Regions from separate parts of the Homo sapiens genome. Here region 1 is linked to region 2. A link is an interaction called in ENCODE POLR2A ChIA-PET data of the cell type or tissue named here. Cell type or tissue: PC-9. All regions are shown on one strand.

Region 1 (8,000 bases), 140 kb after region 2:
TTAGTTGCATACCTTTATATATTGCTTTATATTTGCAATGACTAAACCTAATAGACTTGAATCCCCTTATTAGCTTTTAATAAATAATTAATGTTCTGAATCCTACTTCCAATGTAGTTATTTGACATCTAAGGATGGAGATGCTAATTAGTACTGCACAATATACCCACTCTCATAAGGCAGCTGTACCAAAACCGCTTTAGAAAAGGTCGGAATTATTGTCAAATGCAATAGCCTCCTTCCATACCCGAGGTTTCCAACTTCTCCACAACATTTGACCAGTCTCCCATTGAACCTCTGCCCTCTCTGGGCTTCTGTGACCTGGGCCCTCCTTTTTTCCCTCCTAGCTTGTTTACCACTGCTGCTGCATTTGCTGCTGTTCCTTCCTCTCTGCCAGCTTTTACTTGTTGGGATTGCCAATAGGTCTGAATCTTTATCTCTAGTCTGACCTCCTCCTCAGTCCCAGATCAGCTTCACAGCAGTCTGCTGCTGTCCTTATTTGCTTCTGTAGAGATGTCTCAAGCTCACCATGTCATCCTGGGACTTCTTGCCTCCCTTCTTCACTCCAAATCTGCTTTTCTGCCTTGTTTTTTTTTATAGCTAGGTTCATGTTGTCACCATCCCCCCAAGTAAGAATCTCACACCATTTTTGGTCTTTCTTTTCCCCCCCATACTTCCACATCTACTTGGCTGCTTGTTTTTCCTCTAAAATTTTCAAATTAGTTTCTTTCTTTTAATTTCCACTGTCACTATTCTTATGTTTGAATAATAATTGGCCTTTAGGCCTTCAGTCTCTACCTTTCTAACCCATCCCACACCCTGACCTCAGAATTATTTTTAAAAACCTAAGTCTGACTGAGTCATTCTACTGCTTTAAAACCCTCAATGGTTCCCCATTGCCCCAAAATGAAGTGTAAAGGGGCAGGCACGGGCCTCCACAATCTGTTCCGACCTCTCTTCCTAGCTTTATTCCTTCTCCATTATCTTGCCTTGGATGCTTGGGACTTGCTCAACTTCAGGCTCATTTTCCTGCCTCCATGACTTTGCTGCCACTTTTTCTATGCCTAGAATCTTTCTTCTCTTTCCTCAGCCATGAACTCTTTTTTTTTTTTTTTTTTTTTTTTTTTGAGACAGAGTCACCCTGTTGCCCAGGCCAGAGGGCTGGAGTACAGTGGCATGATCTCGGCTCACTACAGCCTCCACCTTCCGGGTTCAAGTGATTCTCCTGCCTCAGCCTCCCGAGTGGCTGGGATTACAGGTGCCCGCCACCATGCCCGGGTAATTTTTGTATTTTTAGTAGAGACGGGGTTTCGCCATGTTGGCCAGGCTGGTCTCGAACTCCTGACCTCAGGTGATGTGCCCGCCTCGGTCTCCCAAAGTGCTGGGATTACAGGCATAAGCCTCCGCACCCAGCACAGCCATGAACTCTTACACATATATGCCTTAAGACCCCCATCAGCTATAACCCCTATTTGAAGCTCTCCTGAAACTTCTTTCCCTCTTCTGTGACCCCAGAAGACACACATTCCTTCCTCTTTTGCTGTCCACGCTGTAGCCTGGCTGGTCATGGACAGACCTGACTCACCTCTAGATTATGAGTTCCTTGAGGAAGAGACAGTGTCTGATGTCCTTGGGGACACTCGTGCCCAACTCAGGGCCTGGCTTATGTGCAGTGCTCAAGAAACAAGTTGAATTGGGTGATAGAGGGAGGTTTCAAGAATATTAGGCACTGTAAATAATCCAGAAATTAATGACCTATAGAAGATTATGAAGAGGGGCTAATGGAAGACACTATGGATGGGACGGAGGTGAGGAGGGAAGAGGATTGCTTTAGACTTGAGTGGAGGCTGTCTTCCACCTCTATATTCTCCACCGTTTCCCATTTATCGGAGGAACAAGTAACGGCTGATTTTAACTTACATCGTCAGATATGTCTATTGCTAGAAAAATTTATTCATCCAGAATACAGTCACTCCCACCTCATTTTTCAGTGAATGTTTGAAGCTGACCCTCAGAATGCAGCTATGAAAGGCTCTTTGAGTGGGCGTTTCAGATCCACGGACACAAGATTTGTTTCATAACAATAAAGAGTTAAGAAAAGCACTTCAGAAAAAAAAGACTGAAAATTCCTGTATAGAGGTTTTATTTTTCTGGGTACAGTTAATCTGTTTATTGTTTGTCCTTAAGGCATGTCAAAGTAGGAACTACCTTGTAATATATTACAGTATTTTTTGGTTGGCTTGTTCTGCCCTCATTTCTGCCTTACCCGGACAAAAAGTGAGCCTCACCAACGGCTGGACTCACCCGAATTCTGCTTGCTCAGGCCTCTGAGCATGTTTTGTTCCTTTCAACAAAACTCTCTGTCATGGATGCACTCCCACTGCAATCCAGCCGCTCTCTTCTCCTGCCTCGTCCTGCACCCAGTGACTGATAGGAGCTGGTATTTAACTTCCAGAGGCGGTGAGTGGAGCTACGAGGCCTCTGAGTATGTGGTGGGGTCTGAGATGAACTGATAAGCGGAAGGCCCTCAAAGGCCTTGGCAAGATGTGCCTGGGATAAAGAAGGGCAGGGGACAAAGTTAGGCCTTGTGAGAGGGACCTGAGGGCAGCGAGACAGAGGAACGGGCTTGGCCAAGACAACTGAAGACCCCATTGAGCTCTTACGGGTGTCCTGAGGCCAGCGATAAGCAGACAACAGTCAGCAAACTCGATGGAGAGCTGACAGTGAGGGTAGGATAAACAACTAGCAGCTTCTAGAAGCTCTGGAATGTCATGAATGCTAGTGATCATCACCCCATCTCGAGGATTACTAGGTGCCATAGTGAAGGTCACCAGTAGGCTGACTACTAGTTAGTGGCCTCACTGCATGCTCTTTGAGTGAACAGTCTTATTCATTTCATAGATGTTTTACTTTGTGGTATTTTAGCCACACCATGGTCTCTGTTTTTCTCATTTAAAATCCAGGTTGCTGCTTATAGAGTCAGTAGAGCAGGCTCTGCCTTTCTCTGCAAGGTGGGTGTTTACATTCTGTAACCGCTTTCTGGAACTGTTGGGAAATCTTGATGCCCAAATGTTCAACCTAAACTTGACGCAGGAGGGTTCTTTACGGTGTGAAGTGATGGGAGGAATGAAGGTGTTTGCAGGTACGGGGAGTGAAGTAAGATGGTAGAATCAAAGCAGCTGCTCTGGGAGAGGAAGCCAGTATCCTCTGCAAGGCAGAGACCTATACCCGTGAGGGCAAACTGGGTCATTTGTGTTTCAAAGCTGTGCGAAGTCACTTTGCCCAGGAGACTGAAAGAGCACTCCATGGATCTAGGCTAGCCAGGCCCTTCTTACCATGGTCGCTGGTGAGCCCAGTGGGTGCATGGTAGAGTTGGTACTCAGTACAGTGTCCTCAATGTAGCAACTCCAATGGCAGCCTTGGTTTAGCTGCTCTCACCGCATCTGACCCAGAAAACGCTCAGAAAATGACTGCAGTGAAACGCATCTTCAAGGTGAAGCTTTCAGTCCAGGTGGGGGAGGGATGCGGAGTTGATCCCAAGGGTTCAATACTTCTAAATATGCTGGGAGTGAGCTTTGTTTATGCTCTGACCCAGAGGAAGTCACTTTACATCTCACCCTGCTTCTACCAGCGTAGAGTGCCTTCTGCTTGTTTTGCATAAGCTGTGTGCCTCCTCTGCAGAAGAGGCACAGAATGAATTGGGAGCTATAAAACTCCTGGCAGTCGTAATTCTTTGTGAGCAGCAGAGTCTGGTGAGCAGTGTATTTTGTTGGCAAGTGATCATTACAGTCTATACTTGGTTTCTCTGTCTGTAAGACGGTGGGAATGCTTTCTCACTGAAATGTGAAGGGGGTCAAAATGAAATCGTGTATACATTGTCCTTTCTCTAAGACCTGATGCTTAAAGCATCAAGACTCATCAAAGAGAGATGTTATATAGATAAAATCTACTCCAAGCATCTTGCAAACATTATCTAATGGAAATTGTCCCTGAAGAGCATCTTGTTCAGCTCCCTTATTTTACCAATAAAGGAGATCCAGAGGGGAGTTATTGGCATGAGCTTGCATAGTCAGTGCAGGACTCTTGAGTGAAACCCTGGTCTCCTGATCCATGGTCCAGACCTTCTTTCCTGCCTGTATCTCTCCTTCCCTCTCCTTCTTCATCTTCTATAACTTTTTAAAAACCAGTTTTTAGAAATTATAACACGAACATGTTATTTTTACCCAGGGTAAAAATAATTCAGACAGTACCAAAGAGTATAAATGGCACTCCTAGACTTATTACTGCGAAGAGGCACAGGTAACAACTATTAACAATTTCTTGTCTATTCTCTAGAGATTTTCCAGGCACATGTAGACATATACACATAGATACAGATATGTGTTTGTGTAGGTATATATATGTATCTATGTGTATGCTGTGGTCATTTATTTTTTCATACTACATTGTAACTTGTCCTTTTGGCTTAATGATGAAACACCTTGGACGTCTTTCCATATTAGGACATAGAGGTTTACCTCTTTCATTTTTCTGTTTTTGAGATGGGGTCTTGCTCTGTTGCCCAGGCTGAAGCACAGTGATGCAATCATAGCTCACTGCATCCCTGAACTCCTGGGCTCAAGTGATTTTTCTGCCTCAGCCTCTTATGTAGCTAGGACTACAGGCATGCACCACCACACCTGGCCTTTTTTTTTAAGAGATGAAGTCTCATTATGTTGCCCAGGCTTGTCTTGAACTCCTGGGCTCAAGTGATCCTCCCACCTTGGCCTCCCAAAGTGTTGGGATTACAGGCATGAGCTACCATGCCTGGCCTGACCTATTTCATTCTTATCAGCTGTGTAATATCTTATGCTCCTTCTATCTCTTCATGATGAGTTTCAGAATTATAAGCAGCACCATGGAATTTGAGTCCTGAATTCATGATGCCAAAGTAATAATATGAGAAATCTGAGACTCTGCTTCTATTTGCTGATGCTATGTACTTATGGGCCCCTGTCATATGCCAGCTGCCATGCTAGGGCTTCAAATACCTTCACTCATTTAATTCTCACAATAGTCCATTCAGTGTGATATTGTAATTGCCATTTTACTGATGAGGAGGCTAAGGCTAGTCAAGCGAAGTTTGCTTTGATTCACACAGTCAATTAAGTGCCTGACTTCAGATTTATAGCCAGATCTACTTGACCCAAAAGCCGATGCTATTCTCACTGTCTGAAATCTAGGACACTAGGGAGAATGGTTATGGTGAATTGAAACCAAGCATTTTTTAATGGCTTTCAAGTTTGGCTAGTTAAGACCTAGAATCTACTATGTGCACAGCAATGACATGGAGGACCAAGTAGCGGTGGAGCAGAGACAGAAATGATGCAGGGAGGTGGGGACAAGAAGCAGCTGCTCCTCAGGACATGTTATTGCCTGTTATATGCTAGGCTGCGTGGAAAACAAAGAGGTCATTGGCTAAGGCACAGTTCTCTGCTCTTGAGAGGTTTGTAGCATGACACAAAGTGGAGCCAGGTAGGTGCCATTGTGGGGCTGGCTGCAGAATGCTCCAGGGTCTACACAAGCTTGTTTAACCCATGGCCTGTGGGCTGCATGTGGCCCAGGGCAACTTTGAATGTGGCCCAACATAAATTCATAAACTTTTAAAAAACGTTATGAGAATCTTTTGCAATTTTTTTTTTCGCTCATCAGCTATCATTAGTGTTAGTGTATTTTATGTGTAGCCCAAGACAATTATTCCAGTCCAGCCCAGGAAAGCCAAAAGATTGGACACCCCTGGTCTACAGGAAGCCAAGATTGGTTTTGACCAGGGACCCAGATCTTGGGGCACCATCAAAACTTTCTAACAGGGGAGTGACATACAACCAGCTATGTTTTAGGACACCCTGCAGAAATATAACAAAGGACTCAAGAGGGTCTAAACCAGGGCAGTAGGAATGGAAGGGAGGTGGTGAATTCAAGAGCTTCTGAGAAGTCAGAGTATCTGGTATCTGTACTTTCTATGTGAGGTAGGATCCAGCGTCAGTATTTTCAGGCCCTACCACATAAAGGACCAAAGATATTCAAATTTGCCAATATCCCATATTAAATATCATGGGGTGTGGTTTTTTTTTGTTGTTATTGTTGTTTATTTGTTTTAGCTTTTTGTTTGTTTTGTGACAGAGTCTCACTGCAACCTCCGCCTCCTGCATTCAGGTGATTCTCCTGCCTCAGCCTCTCTAGTAGCTGGGATTACAGGCGCCCAACACCACGCCCAGCTAATTTTTCGTATTTTTAGTAGAGACGGGGTTTCACCATGTTGGCCAGGCTGGTCTTGAACTCCTGACCTCAGGTTATCTGCCCACCTCGGCCTCCCAAAGTGCTGGGATTACAGTTGTGAGGCACCGCGCCCAGGCCACCACCTTAAGTGCCAGTGGACACAAAATTAAGATCATATAATCAAAATTAAGAATAATTCTAAAATCCTTTCAAATATTTCCAAGAACAAAAATGTTTTTACAGAGATGGGGTCTCACTGCGTTACCCAGGCTAATAAAACATTTTTGTTCTCGGAAATATTTGAAAGCATTTTAGAATTATTCTTAATTTTGATTATATGATCTTAATTTTGTATTTATAGTATTTTTCAAGTCTTAAAGCATTTTTGCAGGTTCTTAAAAAACTTGTAGGTGTGTGGTGCCCACTGGCACTTGAGGGGAGGGAGAGAGCCGCTGAGAGTGGCTGGAGTTTTCTAGCTCAGGTATCTAGGAGGTTGCTGTTGCTAATTTACTGAGATTAAAGTCTTAAAAGAAAGAGGCACCCTGGGAGTAGGGAGGAGGTACAAAGAAAGAATTCAGTGTTAACTGTGTTAAGTGGGAAGCAGCTGCAGCGTGTTCTGTGGAGCTGCTGTAGCAAGTTGAGCCCAGGAGGGGCTGGGCTGGGGGTGTCGATTTGACAGCTCTCAGCACAGAAAGGGGAAAGGATCACATGAGAGAAGAGAGGCCTTAACTTTGGGTAATGCCAACATTGAAGGGGTGGGTGTAGGAAGAGAATCTAGTAAATGTGATTGTGATATCACAGCACAATGAGGATGAAGAGCCAGGAGAATCCAAGGCCGTGGAAATTCAGCTTTGAGAAAAGGATGGTTAATCGTGTCTAACGTCGGAAAGGAGTACGTGAAGGCTGTTAGCCTTGGAAGAGGCTCAAGTGACCCTCAAGAAAGCAATTTTCGTGGAGGCATGAAACTCGATGATCAGGAACTACAGAGGAAAGCCGTGGCGAGGAGCAGAAGACAATGAATGCAGATTGCTTTTCTGAGAACTTGATGGTTTGAGAGAGAGGTCAAGGGAAGTTTTGTGCAGTGAATAACATGATTTTTAGGCCAAGAGGATGGAGATTCCTTGGAAAGAAAGTGGGGATGCTGAGGTAGCTAGGGATGGAGAAAGGGTTGGTAGATGCTGGAAATCTCTGGGAGGCTGGAAAGCATCAAGTGGGTGGGGGAGCCGGTCAGTGCAGCCACGTGTGTGCCCTGCTGTAGATGCACAGTATCATTTCGAGAACACTTGCCGAGCCCTGTCACATACAAAGAACCATGATAGGTGGCCCTGTGGCATTCCCCACTTATATGAGGCTTGAGTGTATGCTGTCAAGGGCAGGGACACTTTTATTTTCTCCTTTATTTCTTCTTCTAAAAAAAATGGGATACATGCACAGAACGTGCAGGTTTGTTACATAGGTATACATGTGCCATGGTGGTTTGCTGCACCTATTGACCTGTCCTCTAAGTTCCCTCCCCTCACCCCCAACCCCCGATAGGCCCTGGTGTGTGTTGTTCCCCTCTCTGTGTCCATGCGTTCTCAATGTTCAATTCCTACTTATGAGTGAGAACATGCGGTGTTTGGTTTTTTGCTCCTGTGTTAGTTTGCTGAGGATAATGGCTTCCAGCTTCATCCAAGTCCCTGCAAAAGACATGATCTCATTCCTTTTTATAGCAGCATAGTATTCCATGGTGTATATGTACC
Region 2 (8,000 bases):
TTGGCGAGGGTTGGTTGGTATGGTCTGGAACTTCACAGTACTGTAAGATGGGTTCTGCAGGATGACAGGCTTAGGACAAGGCGAGAGGGAATCCCCTGTACCATGCTGGCATCACAATGGACTTTTCCAGAAACCAAATCCATAATATCCAAACTAATGGCAGTTTTGGTGTTTGGTTCCCTGGCACCAGTTACTCTGGGAGCAGATGAAGACAGATGTCTCTTGCTTGTGTGGGAGAGCATATGCCACCCCAAAATATGCCTCAACAGCATAAGGATTATTTTGAGAAACTGCAGCTACAGGAGAAACTCTGAAAACAGAGTATACCAGTTTTTGAGGGAAATTGACATCTATAAAGGAAATCTCCACTTGTGAGAGTGTTTCCCTCTCCGTACCAAAAGAGAAGGATGACTAAATCAGAGGAAACTATTATCAATGGAGAAGGCACCTACTGAAATCTGCATAACAAACATTACTCTTATTTACCATACTTGTCCTGTTCACCTCCCCATAACTGGCTTCGCCCACAATCTTCTCTGTTTTTAGTTGAAAATGCTTTAGAAGCTGGAGTTCTAGATCACCTCTTTCAGAATTACTCATTTTCCCCTGGGTATCTCCTATGTATACATGAAGCATACATGTTAACAAACTTCTGCTTGTTTTTCTTTTGTTACCCTGTTGGTTTGTTATAGTGGTTCCAACCCAGAAATTAGAAGGGTAGAGGGAAAATGATTTTTTTTCTCCCCTCCACTTGAAATATGTATTCTTCCTGCTCTATGAAGTTGTTTGGATGTTCATTAACTCACCACTCTCAAATACATAATTAGTTTCTGCCTACAGTCATGCTTCTTATTGTAAAACTGAACAGTTAAAATATTAAAATCATCTGGGAGATTTATAACAACATCAATTGTTGAAACACCAAAACAAATAGCAAATTCTGGTCCTACGTCACACACAGGACTCCACAGTCCCATAAAATGAAGGATCTCAGAAAGTCAGGTCACAAAAGAAATCAGATCTTTCTCTTCTGAAGACCACACCATAATGCTAAAACCGCCCCACATGGTTGACAAAAATTGCGTGCTGGGTTCTGGACAGAAATACAGTTATAATTAAGCATGAATCAGGCTGCACTTCAGCCCACTTCCTGGTTGCTAAACGTCTGACCATTTGTATCCCATCATTCCTACAGAGCCAGGATCTCTGACATTAGAATCATAAGACTTTTGTTTAAGGATCATCTAAGATGTTTTTCAGACTTTGAAGTCCAGCAATCAGTTTGAAAACCCCCACAAAGGAACAGGATCTGCCTGAGAATACAGCTTCCTTATCTCCCTGTCAATGACTTCACCCTACACTTTTCAATCAATCAACAAACTCCTCACTCCGCACTTCAGCCCACTCCAAAACCCTTAAAAGCCCTAACCCCAAATTCCTCAAGGAGGGATTTGAGGATTCTTCCCATCTCCTCATCAGGTGACCCTATGACTAAACCTCCTTCTCTGCTGCAACCCCGGTCTTTCTTTTTTTTTATTTTATTATTATTATTTTTTTGAGACGGAGTCTCTGTCATCCAGGCTGGAGTGTAGTGGCATGATCTCGGCTCACCGCAACCTCCACCTCCTGGGTTCAAGTGATTCTCCTGCCTCAGCCTCCCAAGTAGCTAGGATTACAGGTGCCCACCACCCCGCCCAGCTAATTTTTGTAGTTTTAGTAGAGATGAGGTTTCACCATGTTGGCCAGGCTGGTCTCGAACTCCTGACCTCAGGTGATCTACCTGCCTCGGCCTCCCAAAGTGCTGGGATTACAGGCGTGAGCCACCACGCCCAGCCAACCCCTTGGTGTATTGACTTGCTGAGTGCATCAGGCAATGGTTGTGGACACAATGTGGTCTCATGGGAGAGCTCCTGTATACAAGGTATAGTAATGAGGGAGCGTCTGGTTAACAGGATTGGCGTTCACCTTCCTTGGCATTCCTAATCTTTGTAGTGAGACATGTTTTTTTTTGAGATTTCAAGATACATAAAAATCTCCCTGGGAAACTTCAAAATTGAGTCATTTATTTCCGAAATACCCATTGAGGTAGAGCTCCTAGTCCCTTTGAGAAGCATGAAAGAATTATCTGTGATGATGAGGGGAGCAGTGATATGAATCATCTACGATGGCAGCCAATCTAAAATTAATTTACATCTGGTTTTAGAATACGCTTTGATATTTGCTTTTGAACATGAATTTGAAGGATGATCTGTTTAAAAGGTTATAATACTTCAAAAAACAGACTGACGTCACCATGAGAATCCGACTTGGGAGGAATAAGAAAGTTGTCCCAGAATCATAATTCTTTTTCCATTCCTGACACTCATGCAGCTAAAATAAAGCACCAGCCTAAATGAAACACAGACTGCATTTCTCAGTCATGCGTATAAGCTGAATGGGATAGAAAAATATATAAGAAATTGGTAAGATCATTAAATAAAGATTTGCCTATGATATACCATCATCCCTCAGTATCCATGCGGGATTGGTTCCAGGATCTCCCAGGATATCAAAATCTGTGGATGCTCAAGTCCTTGATATAAAATGCTGGAGTATTTACACAAAACCTATACAACCCTCCCATATAATCACGAGTAGCTTAACTACAGGGATACATTCTGAGAGACGCCTTCTTAGGTGATTTCATCATGGTGGGAACATCAGAGTATACTCACACCAACCTGGGTGGTATAGCCTACCACACGCATAGGCTGTATAGTGTGGCCTACTGCTCCTGGGCCACAGACCTGTACAGCATATTACTGTACTGAATACTGTAGGCAAATGTAACACAATAGTAAGCCTTTGTATATCTAAAAGTATCTAAACACAGAAAAGGTAGAGTGAAAATACAGTACTATAATCTTTCCAGACCACTGTGGTATATGTAGTCTGTTGATTGTTATATAGTGCACGCCTGTATTTTAAATCATCTCTAGATTACTTATAATACCTCCTAGTACAATGTAACTGCAATCGAGAAAAGAAAAATAGCTCAGAGCAGTCTGAGTTATGTGAGGTATGCAAAATTTATCAGGCCCAGAGAGACCAAGTATAGGACTTCATTTATGCTCCCAACACCCATGTCCGGGGGCAGTTGTTTAAAGGCATTTCATTCCTCCCTAGCTGCCTCATCCATTATCTTCATGTTCCTGGAATTTGTGATACAAAGAATAATGTATACCTTATGTAATTTTAGTGTAGAGTCTTGGTAAACAATTTAGGAATCGCCTCTTCTTTTCTTTTGCTTTTCTTTCAGCCAGCTTTTTGGGTAACTATTCTTTTTTTTTTTTTTTTTTTTTTTTTTGAGACGGAGTCTGGCTCTGCCAGGCTGGAGGGCAGTGGTGCGATCTCAGCTCACTGCAACCTCCACCTCCTGGGTTCAAGTGATTCTTCTGCCTCAGCCTCCCGAGTAGCTGGGACTACAGGAGTGTGCCACCACTCCCAGCTAATTTTTTCTATTTTTAGTAGAGAAGGGGTTTCACCATGTTAGCCAGGATGGTCTCGATCTCCTGACCTCGTGATCTGCCGGTCTCAGCCTCCCAAAGTGCTGGGATTACGGGCGTGAGCCACCTCACCTGGCCCTGGGTAACTATTCTTGTCCTTTAAAAACCTACTTGTAACTGCTGCTAATTAGAGTGTATATTCAGGGCAACTTGAATCTATGCTCTTGGGTTGCAATCTTCAAGCTTGGCCCAAATAAACTCTCTACTTACATTAACTTTGCCTGAGCTTCTTCCTTTTAGATTGACATAATAACAAGAAAATAAGTCTGTACTTATTCAGTACAGACACAATCTTTTTTCCAAATATTTTTGATCTGTGGTTGGCTGAATCCACAGATGCAGAACCCACGGATATGGAAGACCAACTGTACTGTTTTATCTAAGTGAGTTAATGAATTCTGAATGACACAAAATCAAGTGGGAAGAAAATTCACTTCCTTTACCCCAGTACAAGCCTATTCAAATCCATACGACTTAATAATATTCAAAGGCTAATGCATGAACCCATCTTCCCCTTGGCATTCTGGCACTTAGATGTCTAGGAAGGAAAGCTCCCAGCCAGGAACTCCTTAATCAGAAGTCCCATCTTCAGCTTTCTTGCGGGAAAGCAGCCAAGTACAACGCAAGAAAAATGGAGGTTTATTTCTAAGCTAAGACACCTGACAAAAACATGGAAATATGTCATACCACAAGGTGGAAAATGCTTAAAATTTTCCCAACATAGTGTCCTTCTCTTTGGAGTTCCTAATCATTTCTTCAGAATGAACAAGTGATTTTCCAATGCAGTTAGTAACTAACTCATATCTGAAAAGTCAAGTTATGAATTCTGATGACTATCTGTGTATTACAGGTCAGCTGTTCATAACAATGAATAATTTTCTTTTAAGAACTAGTATATTCTGGTATATTTCTCTTTTTTTTCTTAACAGGTCCCATGGAGAACTAAGAACTGGTGTATTTTTTTAACAGCTTTATTGAGATATAATTCATATACCATTCAACTCACTCATTTAAACTGCACAAATCAATGACTTCTAGCATATTCATAGATTTGTGCATCCATCACAATCAATTTTAGAACATTTCACTCCCCTGAAAAGTAACCCCCCACCTCTTAAGCATCAAATCCAGTTTATCATTCTCCCCACTGCTAACCACTAATTTACTTTCTTTGTTTTTGAGATGGAGTCTCACTCTGTTGCCCAGGCTTGAGTGCAGTGCTGCGATCTTGGCTCATTGCAACCTCTGCCTCCCAGGTTCAAACGATTCTCCTGCCTCAGCCTGCTAAGTAGCTGGGATTACAGGCACCCACCACCATGCCTGGCTAATTTTTTGTATTTTTAGTAGAGATGGGTTTCGCCATGCTGGCCAGGTTAGTCTCAAACTCCTGACCTCAAGTGATCCATAAGCCTTGGCCTCCCAAAGTGCTGGGATTACAGGCATGAGCCACCATGCCTGGTCCACTAATTTACTTTCTATCTCTATAAATTTACCTGTTTGGAATTGTATATAAATGGAATCATAAAAGCTGTGGTCTTTTGTGGCTGGCTTCTTTCACAAACATAATGTTTTCAAAGCTCATCTATGCTGTAGCATGTACCAGTACTCCTTTTCTTTTTATTCATATTATTTCACCAAATAATATTCCACTGTGTAGATCTATCACATTTCGTTTAGCAGTTTATCAGCTGGTGGACAATTTGGCTGTTTCCATTTTTTGGCTATTATGAATAATGCTGCTATGAGTCATAGAAACCATTCCTCTTACTCAAGAAACAGGTTCTCCAGAAACTAAGCTAAACTTGTTTGAAATGTAAATTCTCAGGTATTCTCAGTATAGACCTATAGATTCACTTAGCTGGTGGGGTCCACCCAACTTCTTTTAACAAGTCCTCCAGTGGATTCTGATGCAATGCTAACATTTGTGAACACTGTCAAAATCAAAATGGAGTCACTTGTGTTTAAAAATCCTGACAAATAAAGCCAGGGACAGCTATGAAGAGAGGGTTCTCATGCATCAATGCCTGATTAACAAAAACTATCCCAAATGACTCTGCAAAAACCACAATCCTGCACAAAGGTCATCACAACCTTACACAAAAAATATCTCCACAAGGACATCTGTCCAGCAATTGCCTGTCCAATCTCAGACTGGTCACACTTGTTACTGATCCTTGTAGCCAATAATAATTATCTTAAAAGAATTATATAATCCTCATTATTCCTTGAAAAACCTTTGTCTTCCTTTACCTCCTTGAATATGCACATAGTTTACTGTGGCACAAAGATTCCCACTGCAATACACTATTCCCAAATAAGTGTCATGTTCTTTTAGAGAGCCTCTGTCTGTTAATTTAGGTTGAAGGTTTGATAAAACAAGATTTTTAGTAGTGGCAATAGTCACTAAATTTCAGCTCAGAGGTTGATGCGCAAAGTTTTACCTCAAATAGTACTTTCTTCATTCATAATTTAAAAACAGTAACGTACTTTTCTTCTCAACTAGTAAAGGATAAACAAAGATAACAAACCTTTTAAATGTTTAACAAACAAAAATTCTCTAAATAACCTAACATTTTGAATGTGCAGGAGACCAGAATATGCCACCTCAAAACATGACTGTAGGAGACCAGAATATGTCTTCCCACGATAGGCTTCTTTGGCATAAGGATTACTTTGAGCTGATTATTTTGAGAAACAGCAGACAAAGGAAAAGCTCTGAAAACAGAGTAGAAGTTACCTCATTTGTAAGGGAAAATTACATCTATAAAAGGAAATCTCCATTTGCCTCTCTTTCTGTACCAGGGAGACAAGGATGACTCTAAGCCACTAGGAACTCTTACCAATGGAGAAGGCACCTGCCTAAACCTGCATAACAAACCTTATCCTTGTTTACTGTGCTTTTCCCGGTCACCTCCCCATTCCGGGCCTCCCCAACATCCTTCTTTGTTTCAGTTGAACACTGTAGTTAAACCTGAAGTCTATGCCACCTCTTTGAGATTTACTCATTTTGTAACCGCCCAACGGGTTCTTCCAGCTTGCTGCACAGACACAATCAATTCACTAAGACCACAGCCTTGCAATAAAGAATGACTTTAACTGACATGCAGCTGGCAACACCACACTGGAGACAGAGTTATTACTCAAATCAATTTTCCCAAAGGTTTGGAGGTTTTTCAAGGATAGTTTGGTGGGCAGGGGGTTAGGGAATGGGAATGTTGACTGGTTGGGGATGAAATCATAGGGATGTGGAAGGAAGATGGTCCTCCGGCACTGAGTCAGCCTGTGGGTGGGGCCACAGGACCTGTCTGTGTGGAGTCAGCCAGTCAGAAATGCAAAAATCTGAAAAGACATCTCAAACAGCCAATCTTAGGTTCTGCAATTGGGATGTTATCTACAGGAGTAATTGAGAAAGCTCTAAATCTTGTGACCTCCGGAATAATCGCTGGTTATCCTTTACACCTACATCTTAGCAGAATTCAGGACCCTCTCACAATTCTAAAGGGAGATTGTCTTTCCAAAATTACGACCATCAGAGAAATCTGACAAGACTCCAACTGATCAAGCAAGACTCTGTTTCTATTTTTTTTTTTACTGTGAAATGAAAAAAGGCAAAATGACAGTGTGACAATTTATGTGAATTTTTAAAAACACAAATCCAGTTGTTTATGAATGCATAAAAGGATTAAAAGTGAAGTGGAAGGATGCACACACAACTTATGATAAGGGCTGCTTCTGGGAAGGGTGGCAGGCACACTGAACTGGGGATAGGGTTAAAGGAGGCTTTGGCTATATTTCTAATTGCTTTTCCTTTAAACAAATAACCAGAAGCAAAAAAAAAAAAAAAAAAAAAGATGTTAGCAAATGTTAATTCTCAGTTATAGAAAAATGGCTCTTAATTACATTATTATACTTTTGTTAACCATAAATTTCTTAGAAAAATAAAGGAAAAGGATTTCAAAGTGCTTAGTTTTGTGATACCTCATCCCCTACACCTACTTAGATAGGCAGGCCACAACATACGCAGAAGCTGTGTTCTCAAAGTTCATTGGTTTTTAGACCTTATTTGTTTTCCCATCAACACAATGTTATACCTAACTGTTAGGTTCCAAGGCCAGCTCTCCCATTATTTAATGTATAACCTAACAAATGTTAAGCCTAACAGTACCTCTCTCACCTTCTCTAATCATGAGGCAACTGATCACTCACGATATGGCAAAAAGGGAACCCAAGAGTTGAGTTTACCCCTGCTCCTGACAGGGCACAGGCTAGATGTTTCTTTTCTTTTCTTTCTTACTTTCTCTCCCCTCTCTGTCTTTCTTTCTTTCTTATAATAGAGATGGGCCTCACCATGTTGCACAGGCTGGTCTCAAATTCCTGGCTTCAAGCAGTCCTCCTGCCTCAGCCTCCCAAAGTGCTGGGATCACGGGCATGAGCCACGGTGCCCAGCCCAGGCTT

The links. ChIA-PET counts read pairs that join two places held together with the same protein. Peaks named below come from ENCODE experiments on the same cell type or tissue, not always from the same donor. Only the 100,000 strongest peaks of a DNase experiment are listed, where the experiment ranks them.
Region 1: POLR2A ChIA-PET joins it to region 2 with 5 read pairs; 3 of 35 experiments call an interaction of 5 or more read pairs at or near these places.

What each region holds. Positions count from the first base shown.
Region 1 is chr14:64,860,987-64,868,986 of GRCh38, reverse strand. The region is part of intron 1 of SPTB (spectrin beta, erythrocytic); the gene reads left to right. Among named protein-coding and RNA genes, the nearest start is that of SPTB, 15 kb to the left of the region's middle. In PC-9, no CTCF peak of the experiment used is centred here; no DNase peak of the experiment used is centred here; H3K27me3 peaks cover 3,837 bases.
Region 2 is chr14:64,996,162-65,004,161 of GRCh38, reverse strand. The region is part of intron 3 of CHURC1-FNTB (CHURC1-FNTB readthrough); the gene reads right to left. The region is part of intron 1 of FNTB (farnesyltransferase, CAAX box, subunit beta); the gene reads right to left. Among named protein-coding and RNA genes, the nearest start is that of FNTB, 13 kb to the right of the region's middle. In PC-9, no CTCF peak of the experiment used is centred here; DNase peaks (open chromatin) are centred at 5,351 and 6,561; H3K4me3 peaks cover 2,418 bases; H3K27ac peaks cover 5,886 bases.